Regions from separate parts of the Homo sapiens genome. Here region 1 is linked to region 2. A link is a loop called in an ENCODE intact Hi-C map of the cell type or tissue named here. Cell type or tissue: B cell. All regions are shown on one strand. Each heading gives the region's core, and the rest is flanking DNA. Links, peaks and the distances in the headings are about the cores only.

Evidence for each region. Hi-C counts contacts between places; a loop is a spot of excess contacts. Peaks named below come from ENCODE experiments on the same cell type or tissue, not always from the same donor. Only the 100,000 strongest peaks of a DNase experiment are listed, where the experiment ranks them.
Region 1: it touches region 2 in a loop (2.0-fold over the local background); 8 of 110 quality-filtered maps call a loop at or near these places.

What each region holds. Positions count from the first base shown.
Region 1 is chr13:31,959,785-31,972,074 of GRCh38, reverse strand. No RefSeq gene overlaps it. Among named protein-coding and RNA genes, the nearest start is that of FRY-AS1, 66 kb to the left of the region's middle. RefSeq lists an enhancer at 6,261-6,370. In B cell, for the core only: no CTCF peak of the experiment used is centred there; a DNase peak (open chromatin) is centred at 6,214; H3K4me3 peaks cover 441 bases; H3K27ac peaks cover 2,808 bases.
Region 2 is chr13:31,904,875-31,917,164 of GRCh38, reverse strand. It overlaps the pseudogene EEF1DP3. Among named protein-coding and RNA genes, the nearest start is that of FRY-AS1, 120 kb to the left of the region's middle. In B cell, for the core only: CTCF peaks have their summits at 6,868 and 7,067 (motif pointing left); a DNase peak (open chromatin) is centred at 7,074; H3K27ac peaks cover 438 bases.

The DNA.
Region 1 (12,290 bases), core at 2,829-10,828, 54 kb before region 2:
TCACAAAAATTCCCCATACACACAAATATTTTCATCATAACATTGTTAGAGAGAAACAAATGTCCAATAGCAGGTACTTGGCTACAGATATCAACTGACATGGAATATTATCACACCATTAACTATTATGGTTATGGAGACAATGCAGTAATGCAAGTATGAATATAATATAGCGTTAATATAAATATTATATATACATATACAGGAAATAAGAATATACTTTAAATGTGAAAAAAATAATTGAAGAAAATGAACCAAAATATTCACAGAGTTGTATTAAGAATTATGTAGTTTTTTTCTCCACTAGCACTAAGAGTATAGTAAAAGACAGATTTGTAGCTATTCCTTCAGCCTTCGTGATTTCAACACATTTTTATAATAAGCAGCCATATAACTTCAAGTGTAGCCTGACTGTAAAGGGCCCAACAAATCAAAGGTTGAAATCTGCCTGCATAGTGCTGTCTTGGTCATTTTAACTCTCTTTGCCTCCATTTTCTTATCCACAGAACAAAGAAAATAAAGATATCTATCTCAAAGGTTTATTTGAAGGATTAGATGAGTGAATATTACTAAGAAGCCAACCACCGTGCCTGGCACACGGAAAGAAGTTGGTGAGAGTTAGCTGTTACTCGTGTATACACATGGCAGTATGCCATTTACAGATCAGGATGCAATCATTCATTCATCTGTCCATGTATTCATTTAACACATGCTCACTGAGTCCTGCCTAGGTGCCAGACAATATTCTAGGTGTTCTTAATAACAAGGCAAATTAGGTGGTACTTATCCTCAAGGACCTCACGGTCTAATGAGGGACACAGGCAAATGACTAGAACGAAGATGAGAATGAACCTTAGAACCAAGGTTGGCAGAGGATGCTAGGGAGTACTTTGAAGGAGACTTAACTCAGCTTGGATCCCAAGGCATCTTCCCAGAAGGGCTCACACCTAAGCCATGTTCGGAAAGAGTCTTGGAGTTAATTAGGACAAGGAAGGCATTGGTGGAACAGGGAAGGAGGAAGGACTGCACCGAGTGGGGAAAGGCACCCGAAGGTGGTGAAGCCCATGAGTCTGGGAAGTCAGCGATCACCTAGATGGCACCTGTGTCAATTACATCAGGACTTCATGAGCAATCTTATCATCTGAGCCAGGCCTTTTATGAGATGAGGCTTTACAAGGCAAAATTATTATCTGTGTCTGTGCATGTCCATGTGTCATCTCTTAGAAATGCAGTCCTATGCTGTTCTCGAGTCAAATCTCTGAATAATACAATATCACATGTTAAAATAGATTGAAGCATCACCCAGTGAACAGCTGTGTCTTCTAGCTATCAGGACTTTGCCGAACAAAAATATCTCCATGTGAGTAAGAATGAATTATAATAAGAATTCCATTTGTATTTTGTCATTTTTATTGTACCAAAAAATATGTCTTTGTTACTTTCTCTATAGGAGGTGACATTTTGCTGACATATTTGGCTAGTTCACAAGATAAGAAATAAGACTCAGGATATGTATCACAGCAAAAGGATGAGGAGAAAAAAACTAGATGATTCTACTTGAAATTTTTATAGCTTCTGTTCTTCTTGAAAATAATTCAAAACATATAACAAATCAAATACACCACTGTGGAAAATTCCATTTCTTGGTGGTGTGGGAGGGTGGGGTGTGACATAGAGGAAAGAGCCCAGGGTATGCTTGTACTAACTGCTCACATCACTCCCTGGCTGGAGGCCTGAATTATCCCAAATTCTGAGCTTTCACATTTTATAAACCAATAGATTTTTATCCTATCAGAATGGAATATCTGCATACATAATTACGATCTTTTAAAATTTGATGCATAGATCATAACTCTTGCATTATTTATTAAGAGTTAAATTATCCTGATTATTCTAAAAATAATGTTACTAGAATAGGTTTTAAAATTGCTCGTTTCATTCTTTAAAACCTACATTATGATTTGTTAAGTTAGATATACAGTCCATATGAAACAGCAGTTGCACGAAAACTTACATTCCCTAGTATTGATAGCAGTGTGAATCTTAGCCTATGCAAGCATGATTTTATAAAACGGTCAGTGCCTTAATGGGGAAAAGGGGGCTATTTGAAATTCCTTTTTCAATTTTCCTTTCATAAACTCTACTTACAACATTTAAACTGTCATCATGAATGCACATATATATTTACATGGCTGTAAATCTGTCAAATTAGAGCCATTTGGAGAAGATTCTCACAGAATTCTTAAAAGGTCTCAGAGTTGATAACAAAACATTGGCTTGAGAGCTAGGAGACTGAAATTATTTTTATCACTTTACTCCAAATTTATTGAATAGCCTGGAGCCAACCAGAGTGCAAAAAGTGACCTTGCACACTGCCCAATTTAAGGGGAATGTTCTGGGAATCAGATAATAATTTTAAGATGCTTGGGACAGTTGGTTTGAGAGAGATAAACAAAAATGCAAACAGCTCCTTATATAGAACCTGTCTAATGTGTATTATTACTGAAGCACAGGAGTTAAAAAAAAAACCCAAAGATTTAAAAGATTGTTTTGTGCTTTCCCTATTCTTCATTTCAGTGAGTAGCATGATCATCCAATAAACTGCATAATCTAGATACGTTGGTCAGAGGTAGATATATTTAAAAAAAGAAATTAGCATTTATTAGTTACCTACTATCTACTAGGCACTTAAATGTGTTATCCTTTTAGCCTTCACAACCATCCTATTTTATAGATGATGAAACTGAAGTTCACAAAGGCTAAGTAACTTATCTAAAATCACAGAGTTAATGGAACCTATTCGTCTATTTCTTTATTCCATATCTCTTCCATCTTCACATCCCTGGCCAATGCTTCCAATAGACTACTGAATCTTTGAATTGCACCTTCTGAGTATTTATTGAGTATGTACTACTGTCTTAGTTTAAGCCTTTACCATTTCTCGCCTAATCTAATATGTGAGGAGTTTCTAATGGTTTCTTTGGTTCTGAAGTTTATTATTCTTTTTGTACAAGAGTATTTAGTCTTAAGAGTTATTTTATTCTAAACACAAAACTGTTTATGTCATTCTCATTATATATCTTTCTTTATCCCTGATTTATGAGTTACTTATGAGCAAGGGTAATATCAGCAAGATAGCAGACTAGAAGCTATAGGCCCTCATTTCCCTATAGAAACACTATATAAAGAGAAACCCAGGGACCAACGTAGCCTTGTAGGAACTCTAGAAACCAGTTAAGAAGCTGCAGCAACCAAGTGAGTACCTAAAAAAACAAAAGAACACCAAACTTTTGAGTCCCATTGTTTTGACAACAGGACGTTTTGTCACCTTACTCCCCAACATAGCACGGTATACCACCCAGTCCCACTTCCTCTCTCAGGGAAGAAGAAAAAGAGTGGAACTTGCTTGCAATCTTATGGCTTGTCTGGCAGCTGTCCAAGGGACTGGTTTCTGTTTGACCTGACTAGGAGCACTGAAGGGAGTAGTAGCATAACTTAAATATCAATTGAAGGCTGCTGAAAGTAGTGGCAGGAGTACTGGGTTTTGAGCTGCAAGGAGATTGCACCTGTGGGCAAAATATTATGGGCAGAGGAATACAATATAACATCTAAGGCCCTGAGAAGAAGCAGAGTGAGACTCTTAGAGAAATTACAGCATTTAAAGCATCTGTGTATAGAGGGAAACTGGAGGGGAAAGCACATGTGCCGGCCCTTGGAAGAGACATTTCCAGAAAAAATCTGAAAGGACCTTGAGATATCATGAGAAGCTGATTATTGGAGGTCTTCCCTTGCATAGAGCCAGTCTGCAAAGACTGGGAGAGGAGGCTGTTCTTTCAAATGCCTAATTTTCAACAAAAGGTCACAAGGCATACAAAAAAGAGGGAAACATGGTCCACTCAATGGAACAAACTAAATCTCAAGAAACTGACTCTAAAGGAAACACAGGCCTTGGATTTAACAAAAACTTTAAAACAACTGTCTTAAATATGCTCAATGAGCTAAAGAAGAGCACAGACAAGCAACTAAATAAAATCAAGAAAACGATGCATGAACAAAATGAGACCGTCAACAAAGTTTTTAAAAGGACCAAACAAAAATTGTAGAGTTGAAAAACACAATAACTGAGATGAAAAACTTGGTAGAGGCTGGGTGCAGTGGCTCATGCCTGTAATCCCAGCACTTTGGGAGGCTGAGGCGGGTGGATCACAAGGTCATGAGTTTGAGACCAGTGTGGCCAACATGGTGAAATCCCATCTCTACTAAAGATACAAAAAAAAAATTAGCTGGGCGTGGTGGTGCATGCCTGTAATCCCAGCTACTTGGGAGGCTGAGGCAGAAGAATCACTTGAACCTGGGAGGTGGAGGTTGCAGTGAGCCAAGATCGCGCCATTGCACTCTAGCCTGGGTGACAGGGAAAGACTCCGTCTCAAAAAAAAAAAAAAAAAAAGGAAAAATTATTGCTAGAGGGGTTCAACGGCAGGTTTGAACATGCAGAAGAATGAGTAAACCTGATGATAGCTTATTTGAAATTATTATCTGATTAAGAAAAGAAAAAGGAGTGAAGAAAAATAAACAGAAACAGAGGAATTTATGGGACACCATCAAGTGGACTAATATAGGCATTATGAGAGTTCCAGAAGGAGAACAGATAGAGAAAAAGACAGAGAGCTTATTTGATGAAATAACAACTGTAATCCCCGTGGTGACCACTAGGAAAATAGAATATACAATAAGAAAATGAGAAGGCAATCAAAACATGTCACTACAAAAAAAATCAAGTAAACACAAAAGAAGAAAGGCAAAAGGGAATGAGGGACAAATAGCTATAAGGTTTACAAAACACAAATAACAAAATGGCAATAGCAAGTCTTTATCAGCAATTGCTTTAATTTTAAATAAATTAAACTCCCTAATTAAGAGACATAGATTAGCTTAATGGATTTATAAAAAACTGAATCCAACTATATGCTGAGACTCATCTTAGATCTAGGAGGGACACACAGGTTGAATGTGAAAGAATGAGAATAGCTACTCTCTGCAAATAGCTTCAAAAAGAGAGCAGTGGTGGCTATATTAGTACTAGACAAAAAAAGACTTTAAATCAAAAAGTGTTATAAGAGACAAAAAAGGACATCCCAAAATATAAAAGGATCAATCCACACCACACCCCCCCCAAAAATATAAACATATATGTACCAAATAACAGAGCTCCAAAAAATATGAAGCAAACACTGATGGAACTGAAGGAAAAAACAGTTAGCTCTATAACAATAGCAGGAGACTTCAATACTTATGAGCCAGATCTAGACCAGTGCTTGGCAGGTAATAGGTACTCAAAAAGTGTTTGCAGAATGAATAAATGATTTATTGCATGATTCTATGAATTACAGTCATGAGGAGAAAAATGTGGAGCAAAGATCAGGACAATAAAAATTACAAGTATTACTAACACAAAAATGAAGATTAGATAAGGAAAGATGATCTTAGTCGATGATGGAAAGGTCAAAATTAGTATTCAGGGACTCCTTGGAAGAAGTATTCATTTTTAAAGATATTTAGAGAGATAAATAAAACATCACATTTAAAAATAGCATCCATGGGCTGGGCATAGTGGTTTATGCCTATAATTCTAGCACTTTGTGGAACCAAGGTGGGAGGATCACCTGAAGCCAGGAGTCAAGACCAGCCCAGGCAACATAGTGAGACCCCATCTCTACAGAAAAAAAAAAAAAAAAACCAGCGTGGTAGTGCACAGCTGTAGTCCCAGCTACTCAGGAGGCTGAGGTGGGTGGATCACTTGAGCCCAGGAGCTTGTGGCTGCAGTAAGCTACAATTGTGCCACTGTACCCTAGCCTAGGTGACAGAGCGAGACCCTGTCTCTAAAAAAAAGAAAAAGAAAAATTGTGCACATGGCTTATATGTTTCTGGGTATTATCCCTATTGTATCTACACATTGATATATAATACTAATAATTTAAATGTGAAAGTAACATAGGCATAAATAATTGTAATGGGAAGCACAGTAGTTGCTGTTAGGTGTTGAAGGCTACCTAACTCCAAAGATTTAGTGTAAGCAGAACCTTCAGGTGCTCCTGCAGAAAAACCTAACTGGGCTTCACTTCTCTGAATGACTGTTTAACCTCATACAAGTGAAAGTGGCTTCAAATAGAACTTTTCCAGTTCACTGCAGTCACCCTTGGAAACTGCAGCATGCATAAACAAAACTTCGGAGACTGGGAATTCCCCGATAAGAAAGGAAGTCAAAGTCAGTAAAATTAAAAGGGTTTGTATAGCATTTTCATGGGGCCTTTACTACTTCACTTTTGGCAGATACACCTGGGTGTCTGGAAGAAGCTATTAATGAAAACAAATAACGATTAAATCCTTCTGTGGGCTGATTAGTGTTGTTGTAACAACAACAAATATTGTTTTGCATGAGCAAAAATGGTAACTCCAAATGTGGCCAGACATAAGGAAATTGTGGCAAAAGTCAGAAGAGAGGTCAGGAGAGAAAGTGTGAGTGGATGAAGATGAAGGCACTCCCCTTGCCAGAAAACAAAGCATCAGTCTGTTAGCACTATCTTTACACAAAAATATCTAGTATTTGATAGCATGACAGTGTGACTACAGTCAATAGTAATTCAATTGTGTGTTTAAAAATAACTAAAAGAGTATAACTGGATTGTTTATAACACAAAGGATAAATGTTTGAGGTGAAAGATACCTCATTTACCCTGATGTGATTATTACACATTGTATGCCCATATCAAAACATCTCATATACCCCATAAATATAAACATATACTATGTACCCACAACAATTAAAATTTTTTTAAAAAGAAACTTTTCCCCTATCGTAGTGTCCACAGTCACAATGGATCTTCATGTCTTTATCTCATTTCTTGTTCTCTGGTAAACAGAAAGATTCCTGTTTAATTGATAAAGAACCCAAGGGTCACAGTTCACACAATTAGTAGTCTTTTGTTCTCCAGATCCAAGAGATTTTGTTCTTTTCTATCACTACATTTTGTTTTTCTTTTAAAATTTACATAATTAAATAGCTAGGTTATTCTATATGTATATGCTTTGGAGTTCTCATATGTTGCCATGACTCTTTTTCTATATAATGAATATTGGGTAAATTCCCCTTAAAGAAATAAATCACAAAACAGATTAAACATTTAAGTAGGAGCACTTTTTTTTTACATTCCCCAGTAAAAATTAAAAGTAAACTAATTTATTTCTTCTAAGTAAATAAGCACAAATATTACAACTGGAAATAGGCAATAACACTAAAACTCTGGGGCTGGAAACATTTGCAATTAGCCCAGGAGGATTTCTTTACAGATAACCAAACTGACCAGAGAGGTCAGGTCACGTCATTAGTTATAAAGCCTGGATGATGAAGCCCAGGTCCTAGAGTATTTTCAAAAACAGTGACTACTTCATCTTTAGAAAAAAATACACTCACTCCGCAAAGAATCTATCTCTAAAAAGGAACATATTTTTAAATAAGAAAAAGAAAAAGTAATGTTTGATATTCATAGCTAATTATCTTTATTCTAGTCACCCAGAGCACAACCAAGCCTTCAGAAGATGGCATCATCCCACCTGGGATTAAAAGTGGCACCACACCCCAAATGATTAATGTAGAAATACATATTTGATTACGAACATGACAAGTCAGGAAGGCTAGACCAGCCAGGAATAGGTATGGGAGCAACTGCTATTAAATATTTAAACAGCACTGATGTACAATAAGTACAATGTGCCAAACATGTAAAGTCTTTGGCCTAAGGAGTTTGCTGTCAGCTGTAAAGCTGGTTATTCCAGAGATATCTGTTATGTTGCTTCATTTGGTAAACAATCCATTCCATACATCAAAAAGCCATCGTTCAATAAGCTTTCTTAGGGTTAAGAATTTACACCCAATTATTTAATGCAAAATTTGTATATACTTGTCACCATATTAATAATTTTAGGAAATTCACTTTTATTTTATGACAAGTTTAAGATTATCTCTCCTTGTTGAGTCTCTTTTCATCCTTTGTATTTTATTCTTCTATATTGTTGCACAAAACACAATTTTGCAACTATGGCATACATAATGACACCAGCAAAACTAAAGAGAATTAGAAAATTTTGATTTTGTAAATGTGTGTTAGACAAGAGAAACTGTCATATAATCATAGCCAACAATATATGCAGAAGCAAGATAAATTGGTAAATAATACTGACTCAAAAACATTATGCAACTTGATTGGCGCATGAAAAGCCTACATCATCTTTATCCAAAATATAGTAAGGAAAAGAGAAGTGAAAACAGTGATGCTTCCTTTGATGGAAAATGATTTTATTTAGCTCAGGTGAGGTACATAGGATATTGTATATTTCTCACTTACATAAATCTGTGTAGGACTCAAAGTAGTTAATAAGACAACAGGGATATCTTAAAGCAAAAGTAAAATAGCAAGAATCCAAGTGATAAGGGCTTGGAGAGAAGAGAGAAAAATAATATAAAATTAATACTAAGGAAGACTATTGTTTCTTAGAAAATGATTTAGTTCTAAGCATGTTTCCAATGGCTAAGACAGAGCAGGCAGTTCAGACAGATAGGCTAAATATTTACTCATTCATTCATTCATTCATTCTTCATTTATGTGATACAGTTTTCTACCTTCAGAAGGCTTGGAGCCTGGGTTGGGGATGGCAATACAAATACATATGTACAGACTTAAACACCATAATACCATGATGTACAAAGACCTGTGGAACAAAAGGCAGAATACAACTAAATCATGTGGGGGTGGGAGTGTGAGGGACAGTTTGAGAGATATGATGACATTTGAGCTTAGCCTTGGAATAGAATATGAGTCAGAGACAAGCAAGGTGGGCAAATGAGGAAGGCTGTATGAGAGCATAACGCCACTGGAATGCCATGAGGGTCAGAGAGCAGTCCATGGTGTGGTGTGACTGGAGTATTGTGCAGAGAAGGATAAGGACCAGGAAAGAAAGCCTTCCATCTGTGCATGGGGCCAGACTGGGAGGGCTCCTGAGTCTTCAATGCCGTGCTGAAGAATGTGGGCTTGATTCCGAAAAAAGCTTAAACATGAGAGAGACACTATCAAGAAAAAAAAAAAAAAAAGGCAGATTGTTACAGAAAATCTACCAGTGGATGAGAGAACTACTTCAGGAATGCAGTTCTAGACTCCAGGAGTCTTTAGGATGGTAGACATTCCTGGGATCAGCTATTATTTTTATCCCACTTTAGAAGGAAGAATCCAGGGCACACTAGGTGGGTAAATTATTAGTTAGATTCACACACTATTAATGGAAGGAGGAGAATATAACATAGTTATGGGGATGAAGGGCATCAGCATTTCCTGAGCACCCACTGTGGGCAGAAATCACTGGATACATGTGTCAAGGAAAGGAAAAAAATAGAAAACTTAGCTCTTCTATTCAAAGAGCTAATAATTAAGACAGAAAAATGACAGAAGCGTGCCAAAAGACAGTAAACTTCTTAGGAATAATACAGATATTTATTTATTCACACAAGAGTTGATATCTTCCTGAAAAGCATACATCTCATTTTTATAAAATGAATAATTTAAAATGCATTTATATAAGGAAATTTATCAATTCATAGTATGGATAATTTATACACTTGATAATCACCCTCCAATCAGTTTTCTGATTTTTTGTAATTAAATTATTTTTCAAAAAGGACAAAGCTATAATGTAAAATGAGTTGCAAAAAAGCTACCCTCATTGAGTAATGCTGTTACTCAAATTAACATATGAACTTATCACAAACTATTAATTAATAAAAATATAAAATAATGTGGAACTCTGCTAACAAGATAGTCTTGCTCACTGATCCTTTAAGTTCCCTGGGTTGTCCCCAAACAAGTTTTATCTTCTATGTCCCTTAACTAAACCAGTCACTGTGCCTGTTCAAGTGAATACAACCATTTTCATAGCAAGAGAAATCCTCTTAAGACAGGAGAAATATGAGTCTTATCCCTTCCTGATGAGTGTACCAAAGTTTTAATTGATAGAGCTTCTAAAAAGAGCATGGTCTTTGGTAAGCAAGATAGTCTGAGCAACAGGATGATGCAGGGATGTTTAACTCCAATCACCATGCATATTTTCCAGGGCTCTGTTTGGACTAAGGTTTACCGTATATGCAAAAGAGAAAAAAAATGCTCTCTGGACTCCAACTGCCTTCTGCAGAGGATGAGTCTTGTTAGACTACAGAGTTTCTCAAAGAATAAGCTGAAGATCCCTCTAACAGAATCAAATCATGACTATTAAAAATACATATTCCTCAGCCAACCCCAAACCTGATAAACCAGCATCTGAAATTTTAACAAGATTTGCAGATGGTTCTCATGGACCCTTATGATAACCATGGGCTGAAAGGGAGCAGTCTCAGGTGGTCCTTTGGTTTATGAGGGGTACCTTGATTGGTTTCAGATGTGCAATGATAGGTCTGAAGAAGGGCTTGGGAGTAAGGCTGGAAAGAGCAGATATGCTCTATATGATCGAGGAAGAAGAAAATAAAATTCTGGGGACATTACGGTAAAAAGAAATTTGAAAGGAAAGATGGAAGAGAAGGAAAAAAGAGCCATCTTGATGGCCAGAGGTTGAATACTGGTAGAACACGCTTTAAGAAATCTTGAAGGGGAGGGTGGTTGAGAGGGCTTTTCAAGAATAGGGCCCTCTGCTGTTAAATCAAAGTTGTTTGTGCTGAATGAATATCTACTTCTGGAATTCTTTTTGTCTCTCCAGACATCCAGTAGAATCCACTACACATACAGAGGCTTTTATGATTGGGTTGAGTTTTTATTTGCAGAAATCAAGGCAAGAAGGTGAACTTCATTTCTGAACCCACACACAGTACAGAATAGAGACAATATCCGGGAAAAAAAATCATAAACGACCAAAAAAGGAAAAACAAACAAACAAAACATTCACAGGAGCAGAAACTTAAGCACAAGGACCCATGTCCCTGAAAAGTTATAAAAATCTTTGGATTGAGCCTGAGACTATGTATGGAATGGAAGCTTGACCAATCTACTTAAATTTTAAGAGCAAAGTGCTCCCAGATGCCATGTGGGTTATATGAAGTCATATGATCTTTTCCTTCTACTACTCAACAAAACAAACAAAAAACAAATAAAATGACCTTCTACATATTCAAACTCTTGTGCTTAGGAGAAATTTGGCTTTGTATTTGTTTTTAAAATTTGCTTTATTAGAATCTTTTTTCCAAGGCAGTGATTATTTCTAACATCTCTCTTTAGAGGTGTAGTACTTACAGTTAGACACCTTTTTAAGCTGAGGACCACATAAAATAATAGGGTGACATCTTTTTCAGGGACTAAATTGAGCCCTGACAACCTACAAAAGGGGACCCACTTCCCACAAATGAGTAAAGTATTTTACCCATGACAGATGCAGGCCCCCAGCTGCTCCACAAGCATATTTAGGCCAAGTCTACTGTTTCCATTCACTGCCCCTTTAATTAGAGGTTTCTTAATTGATTTTTAAATAAGAATTTGGTTATTATCTGTGTGGGAAAAATGATGCACTTTATTGTTCAACTACTAAGATACATAGTAGTAATGCTGCTTTTGGTTACAATTTTTTTTAACATGAGAATGGAATAAACTTCAGAGAATATTTGGTAAAGGAGAACTTAAAGCTAAGAAGTTGCAATTTTTCACCCAGTTTCAAATTTGTTCTCTTAACTTTTAACAGATTGTTTTCCATACGCCTCAGTTTCCTCATTGTGAAATGGGAGTTGTAACAAATCTGTCTGTGAGGATGGTGACCATTTGGTAGACCCTTACCTTTCAAAAGGAATATTTCCTGAGACATATTCCTCAAAAAGGAATGTTTAGGATCCTGGTTTTCTCCTGGATCACATCTCTGAGGAGAATCACATTTCCTGTGTGTTTCCTTCAGCTAGAGCTATAATACCTTGAACTAAAATCTCCTCTTTTGCACCTAATGGCTATTTTCATCAAAGAAAGACTTTTTCTCTCTTAAGGATGGACTGCAAAATAAAACCAGTTGAGGTCTTGATGCTGTGCACTAGGCTAAGGCTCACCTGTGAGTAAGTGTCTCACCAAGTCTGACTGACGTGTATTTTTTAATTCACACACCAGCCCTGCCCACCAATATCTGGTGCACAGCAGAGGGCATGTGGGTATTTAATAAACACAGGTTGATGCATGGATTGCTGGCCTCTGGACCCACAGGAAGGTGTGGGTATCATTTTC
Region 2 (12,290 bases), core at 2,116-10,115:
CTTCTTTTGGAGTGTAGGCACAACTGACCAGCACTAACATTAAAATAGAGATTATAAGACTGACGAAATAGACTCTTTGGCAATAAGATACCAAATTCCAACCTGACTCTAGTATAGCATCACAGGACAGATAGCAGACCCTCAAGGAAATAAAAATATTTTACCACAAAACATATGTCTTTGCTATATTTTAAAATGGTCCTGCAAAGTCATCCTTTTTGGGGGAAATTTTGCATCTGTAGAGAATTTCCATTAATGTAGCTATGCCTTTCATGGATCTAGGAGAGATTAACCAAAAGTCTGACACCTGTTAAAGTCTGAAAAAAAGACATTTACCATCTATTCTCCCTGAAGCCTGCTACCTCGAGTCTTCATCTACACAGCAAGAACCCTGGCTTCCACAACCCCTCTTATCTTAACTCCAGCATTTCTTTCTACTGACTTTATGCCTTTACCTCAATCCTTAACATTTTCAACCAATAGCCAATCAGAAAATCTTTGAATTCACCTGTGACCTGTACCCACCCCAACTTTCTGGACCGAACCAACATACACCTTACGTGTATTGATTTATGTCTTTGCCTGTAACTTCAGTATCCCTAAAATGTACAAAACCAAACTAACCTGAACACTTTGGTCTCAATTTCTCAGGACCTCCTGAAACTGTTCCCTGGGCCATGGTCACTCATATTAGCTCAGAATAAACCTCTTTAAATATTTTACAGAGTTCGGCTTTTTTATCAACACCATTTAGCTTTTTAAGCCCTGTGGAATGTATTTTTGTATGTGGTATGAGGTTAAAAAATACACACACACACACACACACACACATATTTTTTCATATAGAAAACCAAATATCCCAGCACCATTACTGATTATCAATCATTTCCCCTACTTGACCTGCAATGTCAGTACCAAGTAGCATGTATCAGGTTTCTGTATATGCATGAATACATTCTGTGCTTTCTATTTTGTTTGGTCTATGTTTCTATCTCTGCACCAACACTACTCTGACTCAATTATTATGGCTTTAAAATACATTTTGATATAGAGTAAGCTTCTCCAGATAGGTCTCCACACACGTTTTAAGTATTTCTTTTTCATGCTTTCCGTACAAATTTTAGGATCAGCTTGTAAAATTCCACACTCTCACACACCCACACAAAACCTACTTGGAGTTTGATTGGAATTTTATTGAGTTTTAAAATCAATTTGGTAAAAACTGACATCGCTATTGAATCTTTCTGAGAGTGGTGTATCTCTCTTTTTATTTGCATCTTAGTTTATGTTCTTCAGTAATATTTTATAATTTTCTCAATAAGGACTTGAATATCTTTTCGATTTATTCCTAGATACCATTTAGCTTTTGTTATTGTGAATGAGATCTCTATTTTCCCCCATTACTTAAAACTTTTGTTGTTGTTGTTGCCAGAAGGCTTTAGATGCTTGCGGTTGATTGTGTCTGGCAGTTTAGATGCACAGCTTCCCTAGGGCTTAGCGGCAAGGAGCAAGTCAGTACTTTCTTCTTTTTCAGCTTCTTTAGGAAAGTGCATGCATTGGGGTGCCTTCAGAGATCTGCCTGACGGATCCTTCGGGCAAGATTTTGTATTGCTTGCTTTTGAGCTCATGGTTTTCCTTTGGTGAAGCTGGTGAGGGAGGCTCACAGGGGGAAAGGGCATCAATCATTTTTAGGGAGCCCATTACACCCAGAGTTCGTATTATTAGCCTCACTTCAGAGACTAGAAAATAAAAGAGATGAAATATCCTTCCCAAAGTTAGGAAGTGGTGCTCACTCATACCCAGGCTTCTCTGACCCGGAGTCCAATGCTCTAACCTGTTACTACACATTTCCTTCCAAATACTGCTTTTCTCATAAGAAACTGAACCAGGCCTCAACAGTGTGAACACAGGATTCTACCAACTAGACCACCAGGGTGGCACCAGTGTTCATCCAGAAGCCCAGGCTAGACACAGGGGAATCATGTATTTTACTTTCAACAGTCAATCAACACTGAGTCCTGCGGAATCTGCCCGCTAAGTAGCTCTCAAATGCATTATCCTTTCTGTATCTCCCCTTCATCTCTCACTCTGACAGCCTCCAAGGCCTCCCACCTCCACCTCTGCCTATCGCCTCACAGCAGGGTGATCTTTTTGTTTAAAAAATCTGATCTTATCACTGGTATGCTTAAAAACTTCCAGTGCCTCCCACTGCAATGAGAATAAAACCCACCTGCTTTCTGTGACCTATTAGGCCTTTAGAACCTCTTTGCCGCCTTCTTCTCTCACTTCATTTCCTACCATTAGCTTCTTCTTCACTACCCTTTAGCCTTTTTCTCTGCCAAGCTCATCACAACTTTAGGGCCTGGGTCCCTGCTGTTCTCTCTGCCCAAAATATTCCTTTACCAGATCTGTACATCGTTGCCTTCCTTTCAGGTTTCAGCTTAAATGCCACTTTTTCAGAGAGGGCTTCTCTTACCACTCCACCTAAAGAAAGTGCCCAGCCCGCACCTGCCCCTCCAAATTGCTCTCCACTGCATCCTCTGGTTTATTTCTTCATATAAATTACCACAATACATGTTAATTTTTTTTCCTAGTGAAAAAAAAATCTACCTGAAACACAGTTTTGGGCCACTCTTTTTGCATTTCTTTGCCCCACAGCTTCATAGAATGTTTGGCTGTGGGGAAGGATGACATTTTTTTAATTGTGGGAAATAAAGATAACAAAATTTACCATTTTAATCATTACTAAATGTACTATTAAGTGGCATTAAGTACATTCATATTGTGCAAACATCATCACCATCATGTCCTCAGAGTTCATCCATGTTGTAGCATGTGCTGGAACTTCCTTCCTTTTAAGGCTGAATAATATTCCATTCTATTGTATGTATACCATATTTTGTTTACCTTGTTATGGACACTTGGGTTGTTTCCACCTATTGGCTGTTGTGAAAAATGCTATTGTATTAATTTTAAAAATGTGTTTACTTTCTATCTCTCTTCACTCAAATGTAAGCTCCAAAAACACAGAGACTGCATAGAAAAGCGCCTGGCTTCTGGCAGAAATAGTATGAGCCAAGTGCAATGTTATGAGCTGTGTAATATAATAAGCTAAATAGTTATACTTGATGAATGTAAAAAAATTAAGGAATCCTTTCTCTAACGGGTCAGTAGCATCTCTCAGCTGGATGACTGCAGGACAGTTTGTCTGATCTCCTTTCCTCTCATCTTGCAACTTTTCAACCCACTCCTCCTACTTTGACAAAAGTGATCTTTTAAAAACATAAATATAACACTCTTCTCCTTAAAAAACTTTCAGTGGAGCCGCTTTGTCCTTATAATAAAGTCCAAACTCCTTGCCAGGGCTTCCAAGAACCTGGTGTCCTGGCCTGGCGTGCCCACCCAGCTTCAGCTCAGAGCCAGCTCCATGCTGAGTCTCAGCCAGCTTCTTACAGTACCTTGAATGTGGCATGGTGGTGGCTCATGGACTTTTCTAGATGCTGGTCCTTCTGCCTTAGACATCTTCTGCCCTCTCTTGGCCTGTTTCTATTTGTCCTTTAGATTTCTTTTTGGACATTACTCACAGGAGAAGCCTTTCCTAACACTAGGAGTCTGGGTTAATTGCTTTTCCTATGTATTCTCTTACTGTACTTAGAGGAATTGCCTGTTTTTTTTTGTTTTTGTTTTTTTTTGTCTTTGATCCCTTAGACTGTAAATTCCATGAAGACAGGGACTATGTCTCTCTTATTCACCACAGAATCTCTGGTGCCTAGCACAGTATCTGGCACTTACTAAGCAAGATCTCAACAGACAGTAATAAATGGATGTTTAAGCACTATTGTGTCCAAACAGAATCCAGCAATATTATGTCTTAAGTGGTGTCCAGGCATTTATATATAGCCTGTTGGACACATGTGGCCCATCTGAGTTCTTTGAAAACATTTTTTAACCTAATTACCTAAATACTTTAAATGACAGGCCAAATGGAGCTTCACCATCTGTCCCTCATAGCACTGTGAAATTCACTGTCACCGGGTGTCACCCAGATAGGCAGGGAGCAATTTGTAACTATTATTGAAGCTTCATGTAATTAATTACTTAATTTTAAGCTGATCAAGTTTAATTCCACTAACATTACATCATGAAACTGGGGGAGCTACAAAATGTAATTGAAAGGAAAAAAATAGATATGAAAAAATTATGGGCAGACTTTTTCCCTGAGGCAGCCCAGAACTTGGAGAACTGTAGCAGTCATGCTAACGCATATTGAGATGAAATAATGTGGGCTGGGCAAGGTTGTTTCATTACAACCAAATCAGCAGTATTAAGAAAGAATCTGTCAGCAGAGGTCAAAAGGATTGAGAGAGGCAAAACTAGTCACTGTGTCCACATAAACAGAGGAGAGAGCACCAAATCTGGGGACTTGAGTCATCTGGCTACCCACACCTGGATTTATGTTCCCATGGCCCACAACTGAAAAGAAAAAGAAAAAAAAAAAGAAAGGGAGGAAGGAAGGAGGGAAGGAAGAAAGACACACCCCTGCAGTTCTGTTCATTTTATGATTTTGCTTTGTGGTTTTGGGATAACCACCTTATAACCAAAAAGCTCCATCTGTCAAGACTGGGCATAGATTTTTAACTTCCTATATTAACCATAAATAAATCTGTGTTGACATTTATAGAGATTTAGAATGTCTACCATCTTAACTTATGATGCTCATCACTTAATGATCTTTATGACCTGCCTCATGATAATGAAAAAACTGAACTAGGGATTGGTTAAATGCAATATATCTGTCTAGACAGTGGAAATCTATTCTGGCTCCCCAAAATGATGGTGTAGATCAGTGACTGGAATATGAGCATTCAGATGCTTGTGAAAATACAAATTCCAGAGCCATAACCCTGGAGATTCTGAATCTGCAGATCCAGCCTGGGCCCTAGGAATCTGCATTTTGGCAAGCATTCCCCAGGGGGATTTTTATGCAGCAAGTTTGTTGATAGGAATGATCATTTAAGATCAATACTTACTAACATGGAAATGTGGAGATTATTAAATGAGAAAACACTGGCTATAAAAGTGTGTATAGTCTAATCTCAGTTTAAAAATACCTAGATAGGTAGATACATAGCAAAACAGATAAACATAGAGGTGGACAGAAAGTGTTTGGAAGGATAGGCACTAAGGTAATACCAATAAACTGTTGTAGGATTACAATGTTTTTCAAAAAGTATTTTTCTTATATGTATTTTATAATTTTCTACAATACATTTACACTGATCTTGGACTAATAAATAGATAATTACATTAAAAAAGAAATATTTACTGACTTCCCAATGTGCATTGAGCATTAGGACTACAAAGTGGAATCAGGCCATGATTCTACCTTGAGAACCTCAGTCCCTAGAGGGAAACAGACAATTTCCCAGTGTACAGGGCACAGCATCGAAAGATCTGTGGCATCCACCTGGATGCAGCGCTGTGAGAAGGCTGAGGACTTGAACCCTCGCTCTCCCTGAGGCCGCCCAGCCATAGCACTGGACATTACAGCAGCACTCTCATCTGGCTGGACCAGAGCTGGGAAAGGCTGGAACAAATACTGGTCATATTGGGGATGAGGAATGATTTCCCCTCTGAAAGGCTGTTTTTGTTTTTGTTTTCTGGTAAAAGAACACAAAGAAAACAACCAGAAAACCCAAACCAATACACACCACAACATGAAAGACAAAGAAATAACATAAAAACAATGCCCTTTACAATGCGAGATGGGACCTCCCTGTGGAAAGATGAAAAGCAGATGCTTGATATATTGCTGCACATGCATTTGTGTCATCTCTCCCTTTCTGGCCATGGTTATTCTGCTATAATTTGTTTTCTGCTGAATTAGATCCTACCCCATCCTTCAAGCTCAGCTAGTTCCTTCCATTTCGCCAGTCTCCCCTAACCCTTCAGTCACATAGCATCCCCATCCTTTAAACACATAGTATTTTATCTGATACACATTTGCAAATTTCATGTCTGGTATGTGTGATTTATATCTTAGATTACGTAAGTTGTCTTGTGAATTTTTTGTGGTTTTGGGGTTTGATTTTTTGTTTTGAGACAGGGTCTCGCTCTGTCACCCAGGCTGGAGTCTAGCGGCACGATCACTGCTCACTATAGCCTTGAACACATGAACTCAGGCAATCCTCCTGCCTTAGCCTCCCAAGTAGCTAGGACTACAGGCACACACCACCACACCTGGCTGCTTTTAAAATTTTTGTGGAGACAGGGTCCTGTTATGTTGCTTAGGCTGCTCTTGAATTCCTGGCCTCAAGGAACCCTCTTACCTCCTGAAGTGCTGGGATTACAGGCATGAGCCACCACACCCAGCATGTGAATATTTGGTCACTAAGAGCAATTTTAGGCACATACATATTAAGCATTCTATACACACTTTTCAGTAAATTATGTTGAACAAAAATACCTCTGATTTTTAAGACAGCTTAACACTAGAAAATAAACCTTCTAGCTACACTAAAATGGTTGCTTATTATTAATAAATGCCAATTTAATTTTCTAACTTTTTTCAGCACTTCAAATTTTTGCAGCACTGCCACTTTATCCTGATACATTCATATGTTTTATTTTAAATTCAACAGTAGACAAATACTGATCAAATGCCCAAATTCTGTGGTTCTAAAAGTTTAGAAATAATTCACTTCCTCTATTATTCATTTCTAGCAGACTAGAACTACTAAACATTTTAACACACGTGACTGTCTCTTGGGAGAGGACAAAGTCACAATCTAAGAATAATAATGTGTTTTCCTTAAAAAAAAAAAGTCTAAGAGGAGGACTATTGTTAGAATTTCTTTTCTAAAATTCAGCATGGGAATAAAAGACCTGCTTTTGAGAAGATGCTGACTGTAATGATAAATAATAATAAATGTTTGACTCAAATCATAAAGCTATATCGTATAACTTCAAATAAATGTCTTCAAGACAAGGTAGTGTATTATTTTAAAAGCTTTAATTTTTTAATAGCAAAGCTAAGAGAAAAGCAGAGGCACATTATAACATTACTCTAGCGCCCTCTGGTGTCCCACGTGCAGCACACCTTTTTTAGTTCATCATTTGCTGTTTCTATAGCTATTTGCAAAGGAGCATTTTGGGAAACGACTAATGTGTCTGGAGAGGAATGCCTCATTAAAGAAAACCAAATATGTGAATCATACAACATCTTACAACCAAATGATTTGCTAATTATGCCCATACATACTGTTTACCTCACTCTGGGGAGCTGGAGTTGGCATTACGCTTATTAAAGCCACACAGGTAAGCGGAGTTGATTAAACATGAGGGCTTGAAAAGGAAATATCTGTAATACTAGCCAATGTTTGCTTCGTAGAAAATTTCCATGGGAAGCTACAGGTGATGTGATAAAAGCTGGATGTTTAGTGGATACCTATCATTATTAAACCTGTTTTGGTTTAAAAACATTGCAAAATTTAGATGAGTGAAAATTAATTGTCACAAGTGATGTTAGTCTTTGTGGGTCAGAAATGCAAATATGCCCCTTTAAAACGCACACACTTAAAACTGACTCCATATTGAAAAGTCAACTTAACCTGAAATATTAAAATAATAACTGCAACTTGTAAATATTATAAAACAAAGGATAAGAGCATGTAAATTATAAGTAGGCATAAAGGAAAAACAAAAACCCAAATAACTCCACTCTAATATGAGTACCAATCTCTGAAAGAAATATACCCAAATGTTAACAGAGTTTGTATTAAAGTAATAGAATTGTGTCTAACTTTTTACTTATGCTAACTTCACCTATTTCCTTTTGATTCTCTCTTCATCATCTAACCCCAAATCCCAAGTGCTAGAAGCAGCTGTCCTCATTTCTGGCTACTGTTGTCCTGTCTTTTTCATTGTCACAGCTGAGAAATTGACAATTTATGTAATCCAGTTCATCTGCTTAGCAACAGGAAGGGTGGGGCTCAAAACAGAGGAAAACTACCCAGTAGCATTTGCAATTGTGAAATGAGAAAGGAAGAATGGGGAATTGGCTAAAGGTCATGTAAGTTATCTCTGAGGGGCTGAAAAAAGAGATCAAACTATTTTCAATTCTAAATCTCAAAAGGATAAGTCAGAAGAAATGTTCTATATTCTTCTTAGACCTCTATAATTACAGTCTTAAGATTGCCACGTGATTGAAATGCCATAAATAGTGCTTCACTGACAAATAAATACAAAGTTATTTGCTCCTGAATCTCTAAATGTGTCAATTTTGGGCTTGGCCTCCGAAATTGCCTTAGGGAAACAGTGTATCTTAGCTGAGAGTCAGATAATCCCATGCAAATAGGAGTTTCAGCCAGGTGAGAACCCATAATACAGCTACTCTGAGCACGAATCGCACTCCTTGTCCTGCTGTACTTCCCATTTTATCTTGCATCAGTAAAAAGGAGGAAAGAATGGGAAAAGAACTGGAGTATCACTGGAGCAGTTCTTAGTACTCCAAGCTTTCCATCTTTGTCAGAACCTACTTAGAGTTTGGGCTACAGTCTCATCGCATGAATGAGGACCCAGCAGTGGTAAGAGCATAAGGGTCATGTCACCAAGTTGCATTAAACTGCCATGTATCTCATCAGAAATTTATCAGATTTACAGTGCCATCATGTCTCTTCTTTATGGCGGGCTTGATCACAAATTCAGAAGAAAGGAGTTTCACTGAAACGAATCGGCCAAATGATGTGTTTCAGTTTTATTTTCTCGGTTAGTCCTTAGAAATTTGGCTAAATCAGCCAAGACCTCACCATAAAATAAAAGAGAAAATGTCGCTTATTTCCCATTTAACAGATTTTCCTGCTGCTTAAATTGGTTTATTCATTTGTTCAAAATGTGTTTTTTGAGCACCTACTACGTGCAGTGTTCCAAGCACTGAGGTTATTGTGGTGAATAAGACCACAGGACCCCTGCTCTCATAAGCTGATAATATGATTATGTGTGAGCACGCACACACAAACTAAAAAGGAAAAATTAATAGATGCATAAGAAAATGTCGAATAGTACAACAAATACATCACAGAGAATTAAGGCATAGTAACATGACAGAGAGTCACTGTTTTATTAGGCTGGTGCAAAAATAATGGCAAACCTGCAATTACTTTTGCACCAACCTAATAGGCTGGGTGTCAGGGAGACGTCTATGAGGACAGAATGAGGCTGAGACATGAATGTTAAGAAGAATCTAGCCACGCACATATTAGGTTTAAGAGCATCCAGCCCAGAAACAACACATGCAAAGGCTCTATGGTAGGAACATGCTTGGTGTGTTACAAAAATAAAAAGTAAACTGTTTGGTTGGGGTGTAAAAAGGGAAGAGCGATGCAAAATGATATTGGAGAACTAGACAGGGTCCAGATGATGTAGGGGCTTCATAAACCAGGCAGAGTCTGGATTTCATTGCAAATGAGATAGGAGGCCATAGGGGTATTATAAACGGGGAGGAGAGTGTGACACATTATTATTATTATTTTAAAAGATCATTGCTGTGTGAAGAAGTGACTGAAGGGAGACAAGAATAGGAGGAGGGAGACAAACCTGGGAGGCTCTTACAATAGGCAAGGGCGAGAGCAAACAGTGATTAGGACTGGAGTGTTGATAATGGAAATGGAAAGGATTAGATAGATTGGGATCTGTTTGGGAGACAGGTTTGATAGGACAGACTGAATGCAGAGTGTGAAAATAAGAAAATAATCAAGAATAAGCCTTAGTTTTTTTGTCTGGATGTTGGATGTTGGTGCTACCTACAGAAATGGGAAACCTGGGGGAGGAACAGGTATGTGATAGAGAATCAACTTTTATTTTGGCCAGGTTAAACCTGCAGTGTCTCCAAGATGTCCAAACAGAAGCATTTAGGACTTGAGTTGAATATTTTGGGGAGAGGCCAGGGCCAGATATATAGATTTGGGTATTACTAGCACATGGAATTGGAGGAGATGACCTCAAATATAATGAAGAGGAGGGGTATTGGGACCCAGTGTCTTGGGGCTTTCAGTATTTAGTGGTTGGGCAAGGGAGGAGAAGCTATCAGAGAAGATAGGAAAGAAAAAGCCAGTGGAGTATAAAGAAATCAGGTGTATGGTACCCAGAGAACAACTGGGGAAAGTAGGGAGGTCAATGGAGTTAGTTACTACCAGAGATGCCTTAGTAAGGTATGAAGAGAAGGGTGACCAGGGAGATGGACAATATCACTAGATTAAAAGGAGGAAGGTGTCTGCGTAGAAGCCGGGCAACTGAAATTCAGTCCAACACCATGAATACCCACGGTACATACTTTACATACATAATCTCCCTTTCGTAAGTTCTAAAATATCTTTTCACTATTTACAGCTCATGTCTTTTTTATTTCTATAACCAAGCCACCTAAACATGCACTTAAATATTTCTAACCTTATGAGCACATGTTGTGATACAGACATTCAAACTTGGCTTTATGAATAATATTCTTTGCCTTGCGCTTTCTTTCCTACTTTTTCTCACATTATTCAAAATCAAGGGCAATCAATGCACAAAAATATTCAAATCAATTAATTGTTACCCTTTGTAGAAAACACTTGCTCCTGATAAGAAACATGAAACCATTGGCTAAAATAAAGTTTGGTGATTGTCTCTGGGTTTCAATGATTTGAATGATAAATTACTCCCCCGTTGCTGCAGGAAAACAGGATTAACTTTGTGAAGATTTGCAATTGAAACTTAACGTTGGAAAAGGCACTGTTTCACCCCAAAATTCTTATTATTTCTTTTATGTAGACAATTTTCTTTAGATATTGGACAATCTCCACGTTCGAAGCCAGGGAAATTTGCATTTTGTGTAGCCACTGAGTTGCGTAGCTGGTGGTAGCTCCCTTTCTGCCCCGGAACACGAGAAGAAAGACAGGCAGGCTGCGTTGTTATTGTTATTGCTATTGCGACCATTTAAATTTTCCCACGACAGCTACATTCTAGTACTTTGCAAGCAGCAATAATACATCTATTCACCGTTTTCAGTGCTGAGGGAGGGGAGCAACATTCCCAACCGCCGTGACTGACAGTCATGCAGAGCTGCCAAATTTGAGCAGGAGGAGAACAGAGATGAGAATTCAGTTTTTGACAGAGAAATAAGTTAGTTAATAGAGCTCATCTCAGAGCAAATAATAAAAAACTTGACACCTGGCTAAGAAATGAATCAGAAGACTTTCTAATGTTTTTCTTTATTGCTCTGGATGAAAAGCCTTAAAAACACACACACACTTGTTTTGAAAGCTTACTCTAAAAGCACCCTTTACTTACACAGTATTTTAAAATCTCATTATTAAGTAAGTGTAGAGTAAAATCAGGTGTATCCTGCATTTCCTCAGCTGGCATTTTCTTTTCTTTTCTTTTCTTTTTTTTGAGTCAGGGTCTAGCTCTGCTGCCCATGCTAAAGTGCAGTGGTACAATCATAGCTCACTGTAACCTTGAACTCCTGGGCTCAAGCCATCCTCTGGCCTCAGCCTCCCGAGCAGCTGGAACTACAGTCACCACACCTGGCCCTCAGCTGACATTGTGTAATGCTACCAGGAATTCCATGTAACTGATATTCTTAGGCCTTGAGGCAATTGAAGATTCCAACAAAAAAAAAATAATGAAACCTCACATTTACATGAAGCTTTACAATTTACAAAATATTTTAATACATATGGTTTCAGTGAACACTGAAATCCGCTTTGGGAGGTGGCCATCACGCTCATTCCACAGATGTGAACACTGAGGCTCAGGGAAGCTGGACGGTGTGCCTGAGGCCCATGATTATGAACAGTGCTGGAATTCAAAGCCAGACTCTCTGACTCTGACTCTACTGTTTTTTAGCACCATGGCACAGCTCTGTAGCATCAAGAAGATAAACTGTGCAAAAAGTTTTATGCTCGGTTTATTGTATTTCATCCTAGTTGTTTGACAAGGTGGTAATGTGGGTTTTGAGGATCCAAAGCTCTCTACTGGTTAAGTGTGTGATTGTGGGAGGTCATTTCCCTTTGTACTTCAGTTTCCTCCTCTGTTAAATGAAACACTCAGACTAAAGACTCTTATAGGTCACGAAATTTGAAATTATATGAACCAGATCACATTACTGCCCAAGATATTCTGTTTGTCTACAGTGCTCATACCATACATTAGATTTCTCTGTGTGTTTTGGGGGGGGCACAAAAATTTCAGTCACACTGAGTAATGCACTCTAGTTCAGCTTTAAAGTGAAAGCTCATTAAATTAATTTG